Regions from separate parts of the Mus musculus genome. Here region 2 is linked to region 1. The links are chromatin loops, found by intact Hi-C in ENCODE. Cell type or tissue: heart. All regions are shown on one strand. Links, peaks and the distances in the headings refer to the core of each region. The heading gives the core; the rest is flanking DNA. Region 1 holds the start of Ngf (nerve growth factor). Region 2 has its middle 38 kb from the start of Gm40110.

Region 1 (4,393 bases), core at 141-4,140:
CCCTGGTCTCCATGCTGATGTTGGCAGCTGGGGCCCCCTTTCTGGTCCCAGCACAGAATTCTCCCTGGAGGAGAATGGAGTGTGGTGCCTCATCCTTTCCTCCCACTGCCCTCAGGAGGCGGGGGCTGTAAGGTGGGTGAGAGGAGAATGTGAGAGCCCGTTCTTTGCTAAAGATTAAAAGGAAAGAACTGAGAGCCACCAGCATGAGGATGACTGTCCTGAACAAACTCAGCTCTGCAAACTTTTTGATATGCAGGTGGCTATCCAGGCATGACAGTGAGTTTGGCTGACTATTAAACCTTCTGAGTCACTGTGATAGTCTGTCAAATCATGTGTCCCACACCACAGAGACCCTGACCTCTGACACCTGGGACCCTTAACATTTTCTTGGGATGAGGGAAAGTGCAGAGATGTGTCATTAACCCCATCCTCTTTCAAGGACCCAGCACAAGGGACAGTCAAGTCTTCTGCATGTCATTACCAGCCATGCTGGCCTCATCCCCCAGACCACATTCTCCTCCAGCTGCGTGTCCCCTGTGAACCTCTGGGAATACCATCTATGATGAGTTAGTAATTCAGGTTGCCAGGCTGACACATGGCTTACTCAGCAGACGAAAACCGAATGTGGCCCGTGACTCTGGAGAGAGGGGAAGTTTCATTTGGTAGAGAACTGTTACACTGGCCAAGCAGGGTGGTAAGGGCGACTGCACTGCCCTCTGAACTGCTGGGAGAGGGGCAGGCAGCCCTTTTCATCAGTTATAACTGAGTTTCAGGAGTTCGAGACCCTGAGGAGACGTTATGGATGGGACCTCTGTGGCTAGTTCTGAGTTTGCAAAGTTCAGCTGGCCATGCCTATGGGGAGAGTAGACTGGTACTGCCAGAGAGGACTCTGGGAGGATGGGGGCAATACATCAAATGGCTTTTCTCCAGGGTTTCCATTGGCCTCCCATGATAGATGGGGGCAGAGGCACCCAGGAGAGCAGTATTTTTGGTCTGCAGCTGGGAACGTGCACTGAGTTTTCCTTAATACCCACAGCACCCAAAAGACTTCGTAGTAATACACTTTAACGCACGAAAGACCCATAAATTATCCTTCAAACTGCACAATTTCCAGTCTGGAACAACTTGGAAAAACCAGCCTAACAAGCAGGCTCTTCTTGACTCTCTGAAGTAAACCTGATGAGAAAGGTCAAGCCAAAAATCACCTTCCTTATGAATCTCAGAAAGTTTTAGGAAAGCAAGAGCATTGTAATCAAACGGTGCTAAAGACGCCTTATGTTTACATTGGATTCAAGTTTCAACACCCTGACCCCAGAATCCTCTCTCCCTCCCCTGCAGCTTCTCTGCCTGAACCCAAGAGCGACCGCTGCCCTTCCCAATCCCGGGTGCCAGCCTCTGCCACACCTGGCAGCAGACAGCTGAATGTACTGGGTGACCCAAGCAGTAAGGCTATGCCTTGGGATGCCCAGCAGGCCCCACCGAGGACCCTGGTGCTCGGCACTTGGAACCCAAGCTTCCAGAATCAACCCTTGGTACCCACAATATTACACTCTGAACCCTGCTACAAACACCGAGTCTAGATCACCCTGGCTGACAGTCCTCTTACCTAGGAGCAGAGAGGCGCTCTTGGGTCTGTGAGCACTGCCCAGTCGGCGTGCTGTGCACTCGCCCTCTACCGCGCGCGGGCTACTGTTCCGCCACCCCAGCGCGCTCGCAGCGCGCGCATCCCTCACTCCAGGCTCTCTTGAGCGCTGTCCCCTTCTAGCCTGAGAGCTCAGGCTGGGCAATGCAGCTTCTGCAGGCGCCAGTGTTGACTTTGGTACTTCTGGTCATCCAGGAACAGGGAATTTCACGACCAGGGAGACCCTCACTCCCTTCGCTTCCCTTGCGTGCCCACGATCTCGTGTTCCTACATCTACTCGGGACAGTTCTTTCAAGGGTGCGCTTCAGCCCACAAAGATCTAGCTAGACAGGGATCCAAGCACACCGTCCCAGGGAGCCCGGCAACCCCAGTCCGCCGCACCGCGTTGCACCCGTATCGGGGCTCGGCTCAGAGAAGCCTGACTCACCGATGCGCTCCCCTCCGGCTCCAGGCGCTCTCTGCCGTGCTGGAGCACAGAGCTTCTTTAACAGGCTTCCTGACTGTATTTAGCCCCTCCTCCAGGCTCGTCACACCCTCTCCAAATCCTGCCCCCCACTCACCCGACCCCTCCCTCTCTGGCCAACTCCAATCCCAGCCCGCACCTGCTGTGACTAGACCCAGGGGTCCGGGTTGTAAGGGTCCTGGGGACAAGGGATGGATAGCTCCCGAGTTGATGGGACATAGCCAGGAAAAGCCAGTCAGGGAAGAATTCAAAACCCCTGGTTTAGATGAAAATGCATGGTGGGGGGAGGTCACAGATGCAGAGAGAGATTTTCTAGGGCACCAGGCAAGGTAGCTGGCTCCAAACACCAATGGGCAGACAGGCTGAGCAGGGCTGAGTTGATTGGCTGAGTTGGAGTCCCTTTACCTCTTCCCCTGGCTCACTGCCTTGCTAGCCTCCTGGGGTGACTTAGTCTTCTTTGGTGGCCAGGATATCAGGTGTTGCTATCTCTGCAAATCTGAGAGCTGAAGGAACACTGAGAACACCCACAACACCGGAAACTCCTGGATTGGCCAGTGCCAGGGGTTGCTCTGAAACCAGGCAGAAGCAGAATTAACTAGAATGTCAAGACAGAGGTATATCTGCCTGAGGTCAAAGGAAGAGGACCTTAGGTGTTCAGATTACCCCAACTCCCACTCCCACTGCCAGCCTTAGCACTGGCATTGCAGGGGCCTCCCAGGAGAGCTGGTCCCTTGGAAACTGTAGATGGAACTGTGTCTGTATGTGCTCCCTGCGTGTTTCTAGATCTGGGGTCCTAGGGCTTCTGTCGGTTTTTAGGAGTCAGTAAACACAGACCCAGGAGAAAGCCAGGCCTTCTGCACCACCCCAGGGCTCACCTCAATTCTCTCTCACCTCTTTTGTCTACTTACTTATGGTGGGGGGTCCTCAGTTGGCCCTCCAGAATGTCTTGGATCTGATAGATTCAGGAGCTGATGGGGTCTTCCCCGTTTGACCTCCCCTTCCTCTATGGTGTTTACACCTCAGCTTCAAGGGAGAAATATGCCCTAAGTCAGCTTTTTCACCAAATGTGCACTAACAATTGTAATAAAATTCTATGGATTTTGGAAATGAACACACACACACACACACTTGTGTGAAATGACTTACTTCCTTCGGAAAGACATGTTCTATGCCCCACCCCCACCTTCATGAATGCCACAGGAAGGAATGGATGCAGGAAAGTGAGTGACAGAGGGAAGGTAAGGTACGAAGGTGACACCTTAGTCTAGGCAAGAATCATGCTCCATGAAGTTGGGATGGAGTGAGGCCCAGGTGGTCCTTTTTCCCCATTGAAGGTCACGTGGGAAGGAGAGGACCTATTGATGTATTTCCAGTCCTCTGAATTTCAACTTCCCTTTGACTTTGACTTTGTCCCCACACCTACCATCATGCCATTTCAGGTACTCTGGGGAGGATGAAGGAAGAAGAGAGTGAACTTTTTTTTTCCTTGTTAATGCTCTGTGAGGTCCAGGCTGGTGGATGAACACACATTAGGAGTAAAGGTGAGAGACCAGGCAACACCAGAATAGCAGAAAACAGAGCTGACATCATGGCCATGATGCTCTGTGAGGAAACTTATCACTGTTAATGAAAAACTAACAATTACCAGATAATAGGATACATTTCTCCATTAATCATTTCACATATAACACTGTATTTTTTTTAAAGCACAAGCTCAAATAATAACTACCTGTGCATTCAGGGGTGGAACTACAAATGACACAAGCTGAGCTTTTGTTTGTGTCCTTGTGGTGTCACCTTGAAGGACAGAAGGATTTCAATCACTTGTGTTTTTTCCAAAAGAAGAAATTTTAAAAAGCAAAGTGAGTAAGATCTAAGCCCAGCTGTCCTGCCCCCAAATTGTTGTTCATATTTACACGTCTTGATAAAAGTTCATTGCTAGCTCTAACTAGATCTGTTTCTGTCCCTGAATTTGAAGGATCTTAACCAAGTATGAATATATAAACAGCAATCATCATTTACCGAGTTTACTCTGCTGTGTACTGGGAGATGGCTGCCACCTGCTGCCACAATTGTTCCCATGATGGCTTGATTATTAGGTCCTACCACACTATTGGTCTCCCCAGGACCTGGCACAGGGACCTGATATGGTGATAGCCACTTGTGGGTGTCAAATAATCCATCCATCCTGGGTTGATTTTCATAACAGCTCAGCCTGGTTTCCAATGACCATAGTCCAGTGCCTACTCTTTTTGCCTTTTCCCCTTTCAAGGACTCCCACAGAAGTG
Region 2 (4,393 bases), core at 172-4,171, 130 kb after region 1:
GCAGCTGCGCACCTTCCTTAGAAACCTTTCTTCTCTACACTTATTCTCTTTTTCTTACTATTCTCTTGCTCTCCCTCCCTCCCTCCCTTCTTCCCACCTCTCTCTCTCTCTCTCTCTCTCTCTCTCTCGCTCTTTCTCCCTCCCTCCCTCCCTTCCTCTCTATCAGTCAGTCAGTCAGTCAGTCTGTCTGTCTGTCTGTCTGCCTCTGTCTCCCCCCCCATTCTCTCGCTCTCTTTTCATCTCCCCATCTTCTCTATTGTCTTCCATTCTTATAGTTTCCTATCCCTGGCCATATCCAGTCTGCTTCTTTCTTTATGCTCTGGAATCTTCCAGATGCCTCTGTTTTTGTTTTTTGTTTTTTTTTCTCTTATATCCACAATAAAAACTTTACCCGTATCATGGACTGGTCATGTCAGCAGTTTCTATACTGAACCCCCTCACATACAGGTTCCATGGGATGGGGACAGAATTAAGTTGCTATAACGAGAGATAGGTTGTGAAGCCACTCTCCAGGACACTGCAAGTCACCTACAGTGCTGAGTAGTCATGTGAGCACATGGCATATGGCACACGGTATGACACGATGACGTCATTGTTATAGCAACTCAATTCTGTCCCCATCCCATGGTGTATGGCCTTCTTGCTGGTTACTTTCTCCCTGGCTAATTTCATTCATGCCTGTGGCTTTAGTTAACAATGTCCAAAGAAGATACACATCTTCACCCAGGTCTATAGTGCACCTCCTACTTGATAATCATCTATGGAATGCTGACTAATGGCTCGGTTTCTGCATCCAGGAACCTGGTATGGTTCCACCCTCTTCACTTAGTCACTTGGATTAGATTTATCACGTCCAATCCTGCCTTTTAATCCATGATAACAAATTGGGGTAGGGCAGAAACACAACTGTGTTATGTGTGCTGGTTATAAAAGAGAAGGGCTCAGCTTCGGGATGTTGGTGGGTGCAGAGAGAACCTCAGTGGAACAGAAGGTTTCACTGGGGCCTCCTGCTGTATTCTGAGGCTCCAGTCTCTTCAGTCTCCCTTCAGAAATCCACACTTTCAGAAGTGAGCTTGTATAGAGAAGGGGTAGCAGGGGGGTGCAGGGGTTTCTAACTCCTAATAGTCTAAGCCTTCACATCTGCAGTATCATCCAGCCTTCACATCCAGTATCAGGGCTATGCTCCTTTTCAGAGAAGTAAATTGACTTTCCCAATGTCTCACAGCCAAGAAATACATTGTATTTGTCAGCTCAGAAGCTATGACTTTTGCTTCTTGCCCTAAGAAGCTCATACTGATTATTGGAGGGGGGATGGGTGCTCAGTTACCCCCACTAGGAAAGCATCACGGCAGAGTAGGTAAGCACAGGTTTCCATGGTTGAATTGGTTGGGTTTGAGTTTTGCACAACAAGCAGAAGCTAGCCCGAGAAGCATAGACAAGTTGCTTAACTTCTCTAGGTCTCAGTTTACCATTACTACAACATAGATAGAAACACAGCCCACTTCCTATGGTTAGTGAAACAATGTGTGCAAACTATGGCATCATTTGGGAACTTCTAAGAACCCGGCTCCTGTGGGTGATCCAGAAAGGGCCATCACCAGTGTATGAGCAGGAAGAGAACCTGTTTTGAAACAGTCTAAGAAGGTTCAGTAGAGGTTTAGTGGAAAGACCTGCAGCTGAGAACAGGGCCTCTCTGTGCCCAGAAAGTCCATCCCAAAGTGAGTTTGAACTTGACCCTGGAATTGCATTTTAACTTAGAGATGGGTTCCTTGGGTTTGAATGTATGGACATTGGTTGGTATATAACTGCTAGTGCTTAATATGTTGTGAATTCCCTAGGTTTCTTTTCATCCCTCTACCTAAGGTGATGAGAAAATATCTAGGAAAGATGTCCAGGGTCCAAGATGGGGCCCAACATACGTTTTTCCAAGAATACAGAACACTGAGCCACTCTGAAGATATGGGCCCTCTTTCTGTCCAGTCCAAGCCAGAGTGGTGAGTGACCCCAGGTGTCCTGAAACCCCCACAGACTGCTGTGGGCATCTACTGCCACCTACAGGCTCCATATGGCACTGCCTCTCCTGTCCTACACTGTGTTTATCTGCTCAGAGGAAACACCCATTGTGCATTTCTGGTCTGTCTACTGACTGCTTGAGATCATTAAAGACAGTGATAGAGGCTGGTGAAGCATTCCAGTGTGTAAAGACACCTGCCACTAAGGCTGACCACCTGGGTTTGATTCCTGGGCTCACCGGGTGGAAAGCAAGAACCAAATGCCGCTAATTGTCTTCTGACCTCCACAGGTAAACAGTGGCCAGCTCCATTCACATGTTATACATACAAGCACATGAAATAAATAAATAAATAAATAAATAAATAAATAAATAAATAAATAAATAAGAAAGAAGTCATTTTTAAATACCTATGGCTTTTATATATTCATAATGGAGTAGATGTCCAATACATGGCTGCGGAATGAATGAATGAACGAATGAATGAATGAATGGAAAACTGCCTCAGAGTGGTGGGTCCCGAGGAGCTCTGACCTTCCCTTCAAGTGTTTCTATCTGCTGGGAGGAATGATCATACTGGGAGGCAGCGACCACTAGTGTCTCTCAGCTCCACCCTGAACATCAACACAATGGGCTCCTGGTGGACCACAGGGAAGAAGTCAACATTTCCCACAGTCCAAATTGCTGCTGCCACTATGATGGAGATGGGCCAGGATTAGCATTCTGTCTTCTTTCCATATGAAGGCACTTCTTAAGGGACATCCATCCTGACTTTCTGCCTGCCCTTGCTAGGGGAGGAACCATAGACATAAAGAGCGGCAGGAGAGGGAGCATGAGAGAGGCAGGGAAGGGTCCCTGAGCCACTGCTGTGGAGTGGACAGCACTCACCCTTCTCCACTCTGTCTTACCATCCTCCAATGCCCGAGCCATCAGTGTGGCTCCCCAGAACTCAAGACATACAGCCTGGGAGAGTTCTACAAGCCTTCTCGCTGTCTGAGACCACCCACAGGACGTCTGTGGCTCTGACACCTTCTTGTGTACAGAGGCTGCAAGGCACTGACAGACACCAGCTCCCTGAGGCTGTGCAGAGAGGGTCTTGGAACAAGACAACCGTGAAGAAGCTGAACTGCAGAACATTGGAAGCAGGTAACACTGTCGGGTCCCAGCCTCAAACTACCCCAGAAATATTAGGTCACAAGCAAAGGCATTTCTGGATTTCCCCTTATCCTTTACCAGCACTGCATACAATGCTGGGACCTGTGGAGCGAGATGCCTTTCACACTTGACAGAGCTCTCTCGTCACGGTCACCCCAAAATATGAACTGAGCATGCTCACTCTCCTGCATCAGCTCATATGTGGGAGGCAGAACCTATATGTTCATCAGTGTGTAGTGTATATTTTAGGTGAGGTGAGATGAGGTGGGGAGAGTGGTGGCGAGGGGCTAATCACTCCTCTTGGTAGCACTGAGGAATGCTGGGCAAAGCCCTCCGTGGGGCAAGTCATAACGCAGATTTCATGTTAGGCCAGTGATTCTCCAAGTTGGCTGCACATGCCACCAACAGAACTTTTAAAATCCTAGGCCACATCCCACCTGTTAAACCAGAACCTCTAGGAGTGTCACCATGGCAGTAATGTTTTCAAAACTCCCCAGGGGACTCCAGTGTGTAGCCATTTTTGCAAGTCACTATGCTTGTCCCTCCATACGCACTGGCTCGGCGTGTTCCCATTACCCCATGCTCCTACACTCATGATCTCCATATCCAGTAGGCTTAGGAAAGTCTGGTAACCTGACTGGGGTTGGACGCAAAGCAGTCTGTAGGCTCTTGAAGTTTCTATGGTGCCTGAGATAATGTTTTCCTGGTGTCCAGCACAGTGCATGTGGGTAAACCAGGTGAGATCAAAATGACATTGTTGGGCAACGTGGGGAAGGTTGTCTGAGACAGCAAATGGGAATAGGCCAAGTGAAGAGGAAAGGATCTTAATCAAGGCAGTGGCATAACATTCCTGCTGGGAGCCTTACTGTAGTGATGCCCTCTGTCCCTCCACAGTCAGACCATCCAATCATACATGGACCCTTCTGGACCCTGGACACAAGCTTCATTCACAAGTTCTGCATTGGTTCATTGTGTTGGCTTCACCCTGATCCTCTGAGGTCTGCTGCCTAGACAAGTCCTGCCCTGCCCAAGGCCAGAACTAGAGCAATCTGAGAGACTCTTTTCCCTGCATAACCTAGTACTGTCACTCGGGCACCTAAGGCACGGACATCCTGCGAGTTGCTTGCTCTGCCCTGACCCTCACTGTGCTACAGTGCTTCCCTACTTTGAGGACAAGTGATGAAAGTCTTGACATTCACAACCCAGTGCATTTGGCTTCACTGGGGT

What was found. Peaks named below come from ENCODE experiments on the same cell type or tissue, not always from the same donor. Only the 100,000 strongest peaks of a DNase experiment are listed, where the experiment ranks them.
Region 2: it touches region 1 in a loop (5-fold over the local background); 10 of 42 quality-filtered maps call a loop at or near these places.

Annotation. Positions count from the first base shown.
Region 1 is chr3:102,467,637-102,472,029 of GRCm38, reverse strand. It overlaps Ngf (nerve growth factor), which reads right to left and starts at 2,111. Exons shown (of 3, transcript NM_001112698.2): 1 at 2,070-2,111. In heart, for the core only: no CTCF peak of the experiment used is centred there; DNase peaks (open chromatin) are centred at 1,659 and 2,219; H3K4me3 peaks cover 1,279 bases; H3K27ac peaks cover 354 bases; H3K27me3 peaks cover 3,935 bases.
Region 2 is chr3:102,333,032-102,337,424 of GRCm38, reverse strand. No RefSeq gene overlaps it. Among named protein-coding and RNA genes, the nearest start is that of Gm40110, 38 kb to the left of the region's middle. In heart, for the core only: a CTCF peak has its summit at 2,055 (motif pointing left); a DNase peak (open chromatin) is centred at 2,064; H3K27me3 peaks cover 945 bases.